2 separate regions of the Homo sapiens genome follow, and region 1 is linked to region 2. The links are chromatin contacts, found by Hi-C or POLR2A ChIA-PET in ENCODE. All regions are on one chromosome and are shown on one strand. The core of a region is the stretch at or near the end of the contact, and the rest is flanking DNA. Distances in the headings are between cores, read along the strand shown. Region 1 overlaps RHBDD1 (rhomboid domain containing 1). Region 2 has its middle 180 kb from the start of MIR5702.

Region 1 (7,357 bases), core at 4,375-6,874, 510 kb before region 2:
GTTTGCAAACCCTTTGGCAGTGTTTTGTACAAAGTGTTGAGTTGCTAGTTACTAAATATCTGTCTTCTGAGAAATAGATATAAAAAGGTAATTAATGACTTTCATTAAGCAGCACGCTTTTGTCACATGAAGGAGCCTCTGGGTGACTGACAGAGCTGGAGTGTCCAGCCAAGATCTTCTTTTCTCTGCTTAAATCATACATTGGACATTTACAGGCCTGGGTGAAACGGCCCTGCTCCAAAGAACTTGGTAGAGAATATGAGTATTTATGAGCCTTGCCTCTGTGTTTTTGTCAATGGAGGTCAGCCCTCAATTTTACTCAAAGAAGCAGTGAGCATGCTTCAAAGAACCTCAGGAATACTTCCCGTGTTAAGATGATTTACCTCAATTACAGCACCAGTAGTAAGATCATAAAATTTATTGATTTGTGGTTCTTGATGAAAAACTGTTCAGTCCTCTACCCTTATGTAAAATGCAGTAGCCTCTGCATTTTACATCTAAGGGAAGAGAAGCAATTTTGTCCAGATAAGAATTGCTAAAAGGAACACCATGAGTTGATGGCCATTTTCCCTACCGTTCGCCATCCATGTAAATAGAGATGTTTGATTTGCTGCTATTCATAGATCCTGCCCATGATCTGATGAACGCACTATGCCATGCAGTGAAGTTATACTGGAGTCGCAGGATAGCATAGTATCTCTCCCTTAAATTAGGGAGCTAAAGAGGCAATCACTTTTTTTCTAAACCAGGAAACCTCTAAATAAATCACCAGTGTTCTCTGGGATTTCTATTGTCAGATGAGGGCAGCAGCATGCGACCCATGTTCTCTCTTTCAAGAATGTTACTTTATTAGCATTCCATGAACTGCAAAGCTCCCAAAATGCCTCCCCTGAAAGGATGGTTGTTAAGTCATTTACCGTCAAAGACCAAAAAGGCCTGAAGGGACCCCAGGTCTAACAATTTAGCAAGACATGAAAAGGGGAGATGCTTAAAGACAGTAACCACACTTTACTTTTTGAGTCACTAATTATAATATTCTCTCTTTATAAATAGTGTGAAATTAACTTAAAATGGTATAACTTTCATACAAATGGAAATTTCAGTTTTGGTTTACGAGAAAGGTAATATTTAGATGTGACTTTAGAGAGAAAACATTCGCATTTCTATCCTTCAATCAATCAAGACTGCAACAGTGGAGATTCCCTAATGCTGAAATAATATCTGGAATCTCAAAACAAGAAGCCTTGAAATGGAGATCTCTGTGATTTACAGTGGTCAGCACCCTGCATTGTGAAATAGAGATCAACTCAGCCCCTAGTTTACCACTTTACCTGTTGTACTTTTCTCTCCCCTCCAGTTGGTTAATTTTGGAGACCCTTAATGAACAAAAATGACTTAAAATCAACAGGCCATAATCCAGTTAACAATCGAGTAAGCTATAACATCAGGTCCACTATGTCAGGTCAGTGTTTCCTGCAATATAGACAAGATATGGTCAGACTTCTAGAATTCCCCCACCTCCCAAAAAAAGAAAGAAAAGTCAAAGAGACAAAGAATATTTGTGGGACAATTGCTACATGCTCACTCTGTTTACTGCTCCCCTACCCCTACACCTTGAAGTGTATAACTTGATTCATTTTCACAAACTGGACATGTGAGACCAATATCCAGATCAAGATATGAGGATATTTCTGAAAATACCACAATATTTCCTGCACTTATAAGCCACCACAAGCCCCCTTCCAGTTACTATACCCCGTTACCCAACAGTACCCATGATCCTGATTTCTAACTATAGATTTTTCCCCTATTTTTGTCCATAAGTGGATCCATACAATATGTATGCCTTGTGAGTGGCTTCAATTTACATTATGCTTGTGAGATTTATCCACATTGTTATAAGTGGTTTCTATCCTACTTATCCCTCCAAGTAGAATTTCTTTGTCTATTTTACAGGTGAGGAATTGAGGCTTAAAGATTTTAAGCAACTTGGCAAAGCCAAATAGCTGGTCAGTGGCTGAGTCAGGAACTCAAACCTAGATCCCCGCCTATTCTCCTTCAGACATGAGATGTTCCAGTTGTCTTCCTCAGCCCCTACATCAGCATGTGTAAACCTCCAGAATGTATTATTGCCTCAATTACGACTTGGAGACAGGGTCTGTTTAAAAGACAGCAGAAACAATGCATCTTCTGCCTTAAATAAGGCTCACTGCAAATAGTAAGGCTTTATTTTGGATAACTGGATGCATCTAGAATTAGGATCTCCTTTGACAAGGAGTAAGGTTTGGCAATAGATAGGTCTAGCTGCAAAAGTCAGCCTTGGTAGTTAACTCTCAAGTATTTTCTAAAATAGAGAACAGTTTGTAACTTCTTACAGGAATAATTCTCTATGCTCGTTCTATCTCTTAATATATCTATATCTATGTATATGAGGTCTGTAAAATGATAGAAAAAGTATGAAAACCCTTCGGAATATTAAAATCCTACCTTCCTCTCAGAAGCTCCAGGGCCAATGTGTCTGCTCGGAGGGGCAGCTGGAGCCCCCGGCCTCTTCTGATGTTTCTGATGCAGATTCCACACCAGTCCGCAGAGAGGGCCAGCCTGGCACAGTGCGGGCAGCTGCTATCCACCTCGCAAGGCCTGAGTCTTTGCTCAACTCCACTACAGGGACCCTGCAGCCTCAAAGGATTCCTTAGGTCCAAACTGCGGCCTGCTTCAGGCTTCCCAGGCATCTGGGTCCTTTGTCTGTTCTGACCTTTATCTTGGGGTCCAGGAGACTTGCCATTGTCTCTTTATGACCTGGTTTTCCTGCAGATGTTCAGGTGGGGCACAGTGGAAGGGAAGGACAGGGGAAGAGACTTACAGTGGCCTCCTCAGGGCCCTGATATGAGTCCTACTCCCAACCTCTTGCTTCTTGATCTTGAGACTGTCTTTGGGTAAGTTTTAATTACATTATTTTAAAAAGAAAAGAGTAGTGAGGGCAAGAGTGTTTAAATGATAATACACTGAGCTCAAAATAGAATAAAATATTGCCTCCTCCTGAAACACACTGGGTCCTGGCCCTGCTGCTTGCCACCTGCTATGACTTTCATCCTAAGAGAATGGTGGCAGCTGGATTCTCCCATTCTCAGCTTTTTAGCAGCCCTGGCCCTATGCACAGAAGTTTCCATCAAACAGCAACCATTGCCCAGTTTGCTGCAGTGGTCCTTAATCTGAAGTGTGCACAGAAATGAAGAACCTGTTCAAAATGCAGATTATTGGATCCCCTCCACCCCCTCACCACAGATTCTGATGCAGTAAGTGGTGGTTGGAGCCCAGGAACTTCATTTTAACGAGCACCCAGATGACTCTGTTGCAGATAATATATCAAGTCACTGAGAAATGCTGTGGCAAATGAATTCACTTCAACCAGATGTGGGTTCATATCTGGGGTCCACCACGATCTGGCACAGGTCACTTCCCTCCCTGGGCCTCAGGCCCCTCATCTGTACCCAGAGGGGGGCCTGGACCTCTGACTCCCACACAGAGGTTCGAGTGTCCATGATTGTTTTGTTCCCAGTGAGACACAGGCGTCAGGTGGTGGAGAGATGGGAGAGTGCAAATGTGTCACACCAGCAACCTGCCTCATTGGCCAGCTGCCTGAGCAGCTTCTCTGGAGACTGTTGCCTGTCCTACCAGCTAGCTGCTCATGACTTTTGGCAGCTGGGCACAGAAGCAGCCATGCTATGCTCCTTGGCAATGTCCTCCAACACATTTTGTCTCTCTTCAGTGCCGTCCTCCCATCCCAATTTTTTTTTTTTATACTTTAAGTTCTGGGATACGTGTGCAGAACATGCAGGTTTGTTACATAGGTATATGTGTGCCATGGTGGTTTGCTGCACCCATCAACCTGTCATCTCGTTATAAGCCCCAGATGCATTGGGTATTTGTCCTAATGCTATGCCTCCCCTTGCCCCCAGCCCCCAACAGGCCCTGGTCTGTGATGTTCCCCTCTCTGTGTCCATGTGTTCTCATTGTTCAACTCCCACTTATGAGCGAGAACATGCGGTGTTTGGTTTTCTGTTCCTGTGTTACTGTGCTGAGAATGATGGTTTCCAGCTTCATCCATGTCCCTGCAAAGGACATGAACTCATTCTTTTTTATGGCTGCATAGTATTCCATGGTGTACATGTGCCACATTTTCTTTATCCAGTCGATCACTGATGGGCATTTGGGTTGGCCCCAAGTCTGCTATTATGAATAGTGCTACAATAAGCACACACGTGCATGTGTCTTTATAGCAGAATGATTTATAGTCCTTTGGGTATATACCCAGTAATGGATTGCTGAGTCAAATGGTATTTCCAGTTCTAGATCCTTGAGGAATCGCCACACTATCTTCCACAATGGTTGAACTAATTTACACTCCCACCAACAGTGTACAAGCATTCCCATTTTCCACATCCTCTCCAGCATCTGTTGTTTCCTGACTTTTTAGTGATCGCTATTCTAACTGGCATGAGATGGTATCTCATTGTGGTTTTGATTTGCATTTCTCTAATGACCAGTGATGATGAGCTTTTTTTCATATGCTTCTTGGCCACATAAATGTCTTCTTTTGAGAAGCATCTGTTCATATCCTTTACCTGCTTTTTGATGGGGTTATTTTTTTCTTGTAAATTTTTTTAATAAACTTTTTATTTTGGAATAATTTTAAATTTACGTAAAAGTTGCAAAGATACTGCAGACAAGTCTATTCCCTAAATGTTAACATCTTACAGTACATTTGTCGAAACTAAGAAACCAACATTGATACATTCCTCTGAACTAAATTCCAGACATTTAGATCTCACCAGTTTTTTTCACTAATTTCCTTTTTCTGTTCGGGGTCCAATCCTGGAGACCACAGTACATTTTGTTACCAAGTCTCCTTAGTCTCTTTTGGTCTGTGGCTCTTTCTGAGTCCTTTCTTGACCCCCATGACCTTGACAGTCTTGAGTGGTAGCAGACAGATATCGTGAAGAATTTCATTCGGTCTGGTTTGTCTGCTATTTGTCCTCATGGTTAGACTGGGGTTATGGGTTTTGGTGAAGAATACCATAGAGGTGAAATGCCCTCATCACATATCAACGTGCTGTCAACATGACTTATCACTGGTGACATTAACCTTGACCACTTAGATAAGTAGTGCTTTCATCAGTTTTCTCCACTTTGAACTTTTTCTTTTTAAAATGAGTTCCAAGGGAATAAAGCTTTGGCCTTTGCCACTAAGAGTTACCTGGATAAACTGGAAGAGGTAGGAGTGGGCATCTCAAGGTGGCTTTGTCACTCTTGGGCATGAGTAGGATATAGTGGTCTGGAATCATCCCTAACCTTGCTGGGTTCTGCACCCCTCATTCCAGGTGAAGTGGGGTCTGCTAACGTTGGTGTGGGTGTGTGAATCACCAGGAGGGCTGTTTAAGAAATAGTTGCTGATTGGGTGGGCTTCCCACAGAGCCCAGGCCGCTGTAGTTTTAATGAGCTCCCGGGTGACTCCGATGTACATCAGCCTTTGAGAACCATTGAGCTACAGCTCGGATTTTTCTTGCAACTGAACATATCCACCCGAGTTTCATTCTGGTATTTATATCTGCCAGCAGGTGGAACCAGAGGCCTATGACATTAAATCTGCTGAAGAAAACTAGGACAAATTCCAGTCAACAAAGCATTCCGCATCGTAAGCAGAATTAGGGTTATTTTGAAACAGATGGGCGCTACAGAGGCTGCTGCATTGAATATTATGGAGTTGTTTATTGTCTAGATGGCCCGAAACCCAGGAGTTATTTGCCAGCATCTAGCAGTTTCTATGTCATATCAGAATTCTTCCAGAGCAGAGGAGACTGACAAGGCACTGGGAGAGATATAGATACAGATATGGATATGAATGTAGATAGTTTAACCAGTTCTAATCCTGAATTTCCTCCTGCTATTGTGCATGCTGCCTCGTGTTAGTGAGTGCTTTGCAGGAATGATCCGGAGCCTCCTAAATATGCTAACTCCAAATCAGAGGAGATAAACAGACATAATCTATGGTAATAAGACAATCAATCCTGGATGCAGTAATACTCAAAATGATCTATGTTAGGCCTAATCAGGTGGTACTGGTTACTGGCTCACATTTTCACTCAAACCCCCCACTTGTACTTGCCCCCAATCCTCCTCTTTGCTTCTGCCCCTCCTCCCCCTCCCCCACCCCAACCCCCAGGAGAGCATCAGAAGGGCGGAAGTGAGATAAAAGGCCCATCTAGCTCTCATTCTGACTGTGCCTGATGCCTGGTTCAGAGTGCACACTGCTGTCTAAGGACACTCAGAACTTGGTTTGACTTGGGGGTTTCTCTGGCCTAGCACTGAGTGAATGTACAAGACCAGGGCTTATAAATTGAGTATTCCATGAGTTCTAGGAATCTGCAAAAGTCTCCAGCACCAGTGGTTCCTTTCAGGAGAATATTTCTAATTCCTTAGCCTACGACCCCAGGGCGTTAGCTGTTGCTGTTCTGCCTGGTCCGCCTAGGCTCAGAGAGGTCACGAAGGCTGTCATGGACTCAATATTTGTGTTCCCTCAAAATCCATACGTTGAAGTCCAAACCCTCAATGTGATGGCATGTGGAGGTGGGGCCTTTGGGAGGTAATTAGGTTTACATGAGGACATGAGGGTGGAGCCCCCGTGATGGCATTGGTAAACTTATCAGGGAATGAAGAGGCCAGAGCTTGCACTCTCTGCCAATGTGAGGTCACAGTGAGAAGGCAGCCATCTATAATCCAGGAAGAGGGACCCCACTATAACCTGATCATATTAGTACCTGGAACTTCTAGCCTCCAGAACCGTGAGAAATAAATTTCTGTTGTTTAAGCCACCGGGTCCATGGTAGTATTTTGTTAAGGTGGCCTAAACTGACTAAGACAGCATCTTTGAAGTTGGCAGCTTGGCAACTGGTAGTTCAGCAGGTGCTGGCTGTCACAGCTGCTGGGCAGACCCCCAGTGATCAGAGCGGTGAACAGATGTGCTTTCTGGTGGAGAAGAAAGCACATCTTTCTTGGGACTCTGTCCTAAGTGGTGGCTTCATAATTGCCGGAGACAGCAGCTCCCTCCCTCCAAGGGACACAATGCCAGCTGCATGGCTCACCCTCCTATACGAGCAGGGACAGTTCCTCCATTCACAAATAACAAGATCCCCCACACCATTGCGTTTTGCCCAGGCTCTCAAATCTTCTGTTCAGCTAAAGGTATAAAGAAGCATTTTTGATAATATTTAGACCTGTTTTATTTTTTTCTCACTCCCTTCCACTTGAGTTTCAAACCAGAGAGATGGCCCAATTTCCAGTCCTTCAAACCAAGGAT
Region 2 (6,697 bases), core at 1,580-4,079:
TTTGATAAGTATTTGTTACCTAGAACAATGAAAAAACAAACAATTTGTTACCTAGAACAACAGCAAGAAACTTCAGGTCCTCTCATTTGGTAATCAGTGACTTTTAAGCTCTTGGTAAAGTAACACTCTGTAAAAAATACTTATTTTACATCACAACTTAGAACACACTGACACAAACGCAACTGATAGTTTTATAATACAGCATTTTCTACCTTTAATATGTGTGAGGTACACTGATATTTTCTATTCTGTTCTAGTTTTAAAATTTGGTCTGACCCACCAAATTGATTTCATAACCCAGCTGGTTGTGGCCCACAGTTTGAAAAGCATTATTTCTCCTTTTGGCTTTAGGAAGATCTATTTATTTCATCTGGTTTCAGAGCAATCTGTTCTGTTTTAAAGGTTATCAAAGATTCATATTATTGTAGCCATCTTCAAAACACTTGTTCTACTAGAAATAATCAATGTGTAAATTAAATGTTATTTTAATAGTCTCTAATTGCTAAATTTCTTCCAGTGCTCCTCTTATATATTTTGTTGGAGAGATAAGCAAGTAAAAAGTTATCTAATCCTGGTTTTACTTAGTGCATAAGAGATTTTACCATATTCCATAATGGAATATAAGGAGTGAAGTGCCAAAAAGTTCAGGTGCCCTGAGAGCTGGCCAGTAGCCACCACATATAATGTATTTGAATTCACACAACAAGGAATCAGTTTCCAAGAAACATGCAAAAGGATGTTCTTGAAATAACTACCTGGAGAATTCAAAGTCTTAGCAACTGATTATAATTCTTGACTCCAAACCTACAGAAGAAAAAATACTGAGGAAAACCATTTCTATGATCCAGAAAGTTAACACCACAAATCAACTTACAAAAACACTTAATGACATACCATGGCCATTCTGCTGTGCTTAGGTTATAATGGGGCAATGACTTATTGGGAAACTTTCATTGGAAAATAGATAGTCGAGGACAGGTCCTCCTCTCTGAAGTCAGAGAGAACTAGTCACCCTCTTCCTGACCTCCATGATCTTACTGCCCACTGATAGGCTATCCTGAGTAGAAGGGAGATAAGATGGCCCTTCTGGACAACTCAAAGGGATCCCTTTTGAAAGTGAAAATGTTTTGAAGTTTTTTCATGCCTGAGCTAAATACAGGCACTGCATCTTCTTATATGTAAACATGGGGCTTTTGATAGGTAGACACCATCTTCTAAATCCAGCAACACCACTGAAGTCTGATGGCCGGTAGAAGAATAATGTAAATTTTTCCAAAATGCTTTGAATCTCTGGTTCAGTCAATATAATTTTATTCTTTAGAGCTACACGGTCCCATAAAGTAGGATTAGCCACATAGGGCTATGCCAACTAAAAGTAATTAAAATTAAACAAAATGAAAAATTCAGTTCTTTAGTCAGAGTGATTCCACATCAAGTGCCTAGTATCCATTACTGTGGAAGGTTCTATTGGTTCTGTACAGTGCTGTCTATAGCCATTTCATTTTATTAACATCTGATGTCTTTGGTTGCTTGCTTGATTGCTAAAAAAGGAAAAGTGGAAGGACGGTGGAGCCTTGCTTGTCCATGTTAGGAAAACGTTTATTTCAGCCTCTACAGGGCTTCTTATCTAAAAGTCTTCTATGCTCACTCTTATTGGGTCCTTTACATGGGTCCATTCCAGCTCCTGCCTTGATCCTGTCTAATCAATCCTTCTCACTGCTTCCAGCGTTAGCATTCTTTTTTTTTTTTTTTTTTTTTTTTTTTTTTTTTTTTTTTTTTTTTTTTTGAGACGGAGTCTGGCTCTGTTGCCCAGGCTGGAGTGCAGAGGCACGATCTCGGCTCACTGCAAGCTCCGCCTCGCGGGTTCACGCCATCCTCCTGCCTCAGCCTCCCGGGTAGCTGGGACTACAGGCACCCGCCACCACGCCTGGCTAATTTTTTGTAATTTTAGTAGAGACGGGGTTTCACCGTGTTAGCCAGGACCAGGGTTAGCATTCTTAACCACAGGGCAATGGAAGTTATTTTTTTCCTAGGAAAACTTCAACTCTTCCCCATTACTCACAGAGTAACTTTTACTTACCTTGATTTGGATTTGATCTGGCCCGAACCAACCCTTTCAGCTCTTTTTCTGTTTCTCTGACTATCCTATGCCCTGGCCACACTCAAATTCAAACACCCTTGGCTGCCTACCCACATAACTTTAGTCTTTTGCTCATGCTGTTCCTTGGAGCTCTAGGAAACGTGTCCATGCATCTTGGTTCAGTTTATGTGCCAGAACCTTTGTGAAAACTTCACAATCTCGCTGAACCAAAGTGTGTCACTACCTTGTCTAAGTGCTCACAGCACTTGCAGTTCTATTACATTTTTTTTCCACTTAAATTTTTACGTGTTTAACTCTCCTACTGGGTGATAAGCTTTTTGATGCACAAGATCTTGCACCTCTGTGTCCTGCATAGCTTTCTACACATAGCTGTTTAACAAGAAATACACAAAGAGAGTTGAATTTAATTTGGGGTGAGGATAGAAAAAATGGTTAACTGGAGTCAGGGAGGGTGTGCTTAGAGAACCATTGCTGGGGGTTGTGTAGGATTATAAAGGATGCAGACTGGAGGAGGACTGAGGTTAAGATGAGAAATCTACCCTTGGCAGTGCTGAAAAACATAACAGAATTGTGCGGCAGCACTGCAGGCTGCCAATGTTTCATAGGTCACAAAACACCACGAGGCATTCCTCCTGATGGAGGTCAACCTCCAGCAGAGTGAGTCACTCTCTCCCTGTGCCCATGAGGCCCTTAATCCATGGCTCTGCAATATTCCAAGGCCTCAGGCTGAGCACTTCCTGGTGTCAGGGCCACCCTCTTGCTCTATCCTGCCTCCTTACCATGCACACTGCCCCATCCATCCTAGGGCCCAGTTTCATGCATCCCATAAGGAAGTTTGCAGTAAATTCTGACTGAATAAATTCAACTGTGAGCTAAGACCTGAGTGAAGGTAACCACAGGCAGAATCTAAAGCATGTAGATTGCCGAGTACAAACAGGAATGCGGAATATGTTGCCGGAGTAATTTTATTTATTTTCAAACAGCGCAGGGTCTTTGGGTCATCTCCACCATTTAACCCAGCGATATCTTGGCATCCCTGGAATGCTGAATGCTGTTTGATCAGTCATCACGTCTCCTTTCCACAAAAGGGCCTGTTTTTACTGAAGATAAAACTCTCTTTCCTCGTCTTCAAAAGGAAGCTCAGTACATTACAAAAAAAAAAAAAAAATTCCCCCTTTGACTTTTTCTCACTCTAAGTTTCCCAGGGGTCGATGTGAAGTGAAGGAGAATGTGGAGAATTGGAGCTGGAAGTGTTAGGAACCTAGAGCTCTTTTCCACGAATGGGAGGGAAGTTCATCAAAGCACATGTGTGGTCAAAGAAGCTTAAAAATAAACCTGATTTCTAACACAGAAAAGAAAAACTCATTAAGCTTTCAATAAGCTGCTTTTTTCAAGGAATAAAAAAATAAAAAAAGAGAAAGAAATGTCTGCCAACAGAGGAAAAGGCAATACACTCTTCCAAAAGGATCTTTTGAGTAAAAGGAACATGTAAATTCCAAGAAAAGTTAGTTAGAAAGAACAGTTTATTCTCACTGGTTCCTTCTCATCACATCAGTATTTATTTCCCCAAATGCCCTTTATTTATTCATTTTAAAGTATTATAGGTGTCTACATGTTGGTCAGGGCATAAGGAACTTTTCTTACCGCAAAGACCCTTTGGGACACCAAGCAGAGACCTCAGCTATCCTTTTAAATTCTCAGGACTCTGAAACCTAATGTCTGCGTAGACTAACAGGAGGACTGCTGGAAGAAGGCAGGAGCCCAAGTAGTTAGCACATAGGCCGCTTACCAAGAAAATCACCAGGGTGTTCCAGCGTGAGCTGGTTTGACATCAATCCATACGATGGGGTTAGCGTGTGCCAGCTTCAGACTGTGTAACTTCTATTTACCGAAACTGTAACACATACTCATTGTGAGCTACAATTATCCACAGTTTAGTATGTTTATGAAACTATTTTGTGGTTATTTATTAAAAATAAAATTTATGTGTGCTTATTGAAGCTATATTTTGGCAGGCAAAAGAGGTTGGCAGAAATGTCTGAGTCAACAGCGGGCACTAGCCACTCTTTATGTCGTCATATAAAAACTTGTCAAATAATATTTAGTTTTTAATCTTCAGTTGCAAACATAAGGTTAGTCATGAAAAATATTCTGTGAGTTGGTCTCCTTGAAACAGGAGACTGGGTGTTTGGATTTAACTAAAGGTGATAATTAAGTTTCTGGCTTGTTTAAGGGTGATCTGTTATCCCTTTTCTCCCACCAACTTCTACTACCTGTTTTTTTATCCATGTTCCTCTTCCTTATGTCTTTAAGAGCTGTTTCATAATGATTTTTCATAATATGAGCTGTTTATCTACCAATACAAAAATGCAAAGACAAATGTATTACTCATGATCAAGGATAAATTATCCTGCCTGTATGGTCATGGTAGTATTCTCTTGGAGATCTTTTGGGAGCAAATGGATTATTTATTTTTTCTGAAATTTTTAGTTAATTATTTTATTTATTTATTGAGACAGGGTCTTGCTCTGTTTCCCAGGCTGGAGTGCAGTGGTGCAATCACAGCTCACTGCAGCCTCAAATTCCTAGGCTTAAGCCGTCCTCCCACCTTAGCCTTCCAAGTAGCTGGGAGCACAGGTGCATGCCACCACACCTGGTTAATTTATTTTTCGTAGAGATGGTGTCTCCCTATGTTGCCCAGGTTGGTCTCAAACTCCTGGGCTCTAGTGATCCTTCCACTTCAGCTGCCTGAGTAGCGGGGAACACAGCCACGTGCCACCGCACCTGGCTAATTTTTCATTTATTGTAGAGATGGGGTCTCCCTATGTTGCCCAGGCTGGTCTTGAACTCCTAGGCTCTAGCAATTCTCCCACTTCAGCCTCCCAAAATGCTGGGATTACAGGTGTGAACCACCACACCCAGCTAGTTATTTAAATCACTATACTTACTTTCCAAGGGCCTTTTAAGAAGGAGGTTCTTCTTCTTTTTTTTTTTTTTGTTTTTTTTGTTTGTTTGTTTGTTTTTGGAAGGAGGTTCTTCTTAAAGTGGCCACAGTTAGCTTCAGGAATGTATAGTCCATCATAATTAACTATGTGTACTTACACACAAACTGGAATCATAGGAGTTTGTTCATAGGGATCCTGAATGGATAGAAAAATGGCATTAAGTAAGGGGCCTTGGGATTAGAAAGGATATTCTATGAATAGGTGGAAAAAGGAATTCTTTGTCTTTGACTCTACTTGCATAAAGATTCAACAGGAGAAGAGGAAAGATTTAGTATGGAATTGTTCAAGAATAAATCTTTCGTAAAGGGGAGATTCTGAGATGTGATAAATTGGAGTTGAAAAGACAGCCCAATGTACTTCTTGCTACTTCCTTAAATACCTTGAGTATGAGTCACTGCTGAGGTTGTGCTTTAGTTTTCCTTGAAAGAATTTCTGATCTCAACCATAGAAGACATTTGTAAATTTTATATGTCAATTGTCTCTCGTGTCTCTGGAGTTTTGCTTTGGTTCTAGTAGAAGAGCTGTTTTGAGCATGCCCTTGTTGACAGCGATTTGGTCCTGCAACAGAGTATTTGCTGCCAAGTAACCTAATCCACACACATTTTATTTATTTATTGAGTATCTTTTGTGAGCAAAGCTCTGTGCCAGGTGCTATAGAGAATGTACACCTAAGAGCCATTCCTCTAAGAAGGATGTAAAGTGAAAAAATGTGTTATCTATGAGTGGTCTCTATACCATAGTCTACAGAAGTTTGGATGCCATCATAGGGTTGAAACCTTATTTTGGATCCACCAAACACAATAATTCTGAGAACTGCAGGAATTTGGTATATTTGAAAACAAACATGCAGCAGAATAGGGCAAGAGAGTGGAAGGGAGGAATGTGTCTGGATCAGTAGGATCCAAATGAACCCATCACATGGTTTCAAAAGTCTTGTAGATAGCGTTCCCGAGGATGCAATTTGAGCCAGAGTCTGGTGAGAAGGATGTTCACTAGAAGGACTAGTCTTGGATTAACACATGTGGAAGCAGGAGAAGGAAGAAGGATTGGGCAGAGAGATAAGGGGCACTGGGGTTTGGGCCCAGTGACAGCCTTGGTTGACCCCATGAGGAGCAGTGGAACTATAATGGTTCTCCAGGGGGGTCCCCAGTTGGGTTGAGATGATTGGGCTTTTATACCTTCACATTGACCAATCACTGGATGAGGGCCTCCCCAGGATGGAGTGTGACCTCCTGGGTCAAGGCAGTTCTTTGCAGCTGCAACAACCCTGAAGGGGCTGGCAACACTCTCAGCCCATGGACAACAAGTCTTTATTGAAGGGGGATCTGAGTGGTGCACCTTGGTGTCTACCTCAAAAATCTTATTTGCATTAAAAAAATCATGTTTTCAGTTTTGGGAGAATAGTTTAGTGAGGAACAGAGTAGGAGTGGAAACCAATTAGAACACTTTTGAAATTGTTCAATGGAAGATGATCATGATGGTTTGAACTGCAAAGTTACTGTAAAATTGCAGAGTAGTAAATGGAACCGAAAGGCATTTTTTGACACAGATTTTATAGGAATAGGAAATGGATTCCATGGGTTACACAAGG

Evidence for each region. A loop is a pair of places that touch in the nucleus more often than their neighbours do. ChIA-PET counts read pairs that join two places held with the same protein, here RNA polymerase II (POLR2A). Pooled maps may share reads with other maps.
Region 1: a loop to region 2 is called in a map of IMR-90, with 6 times the contacts of the local background. The contact joins two enhancer-like sites. A Hi-C loop is called at or near these places in 1 of 168 maps with a recorded cell type or tissue (IMR-90) and 8 of 50 pooled maps. POLR2A ChIA-PET finds 5 or more read pairs at or near these places in 1 of 52 experiments (Panc1).

The regions. Positions count from the first base shown.
Region 1 is chr2:226,983,783-226,991,139 of GRCh38, reverse strand. All of the region lies in intron 8 of RHBDD1 (rhomboid domain containing 1), which reads right to left. It also overlaps a transcript of COL4A4 not described here. Among named protein-coding and RNA genes, the nearest start is that of RHBDD1, 150 kb to the right of the region's middle. Within about 2 kb of position 5,624, at least 5 of the 41 ENCODE cell types and tissues checked have a DNase peak (open chromatin) inside an H3K27ac peak, as active enhancers do.
Region 2 is chr2:226,474,608-226,481,304 of GRCh38, reverse strand. No RefSeq gene overlaps it. Among named protein-coding and RNA genes, the nearest start is that of MIR5702, 180 kb to the left of the region's middle. RefSeq lists a silencer at 2,898-3,192 and an enhancer at 2,830-3,380. Within about 2 kb of position 2,829, at least 15 of the 41 ENCODE cell types and tissues checked have a DNase peak (open chromatin) inside an H3K27ac peak, as active enhancers do.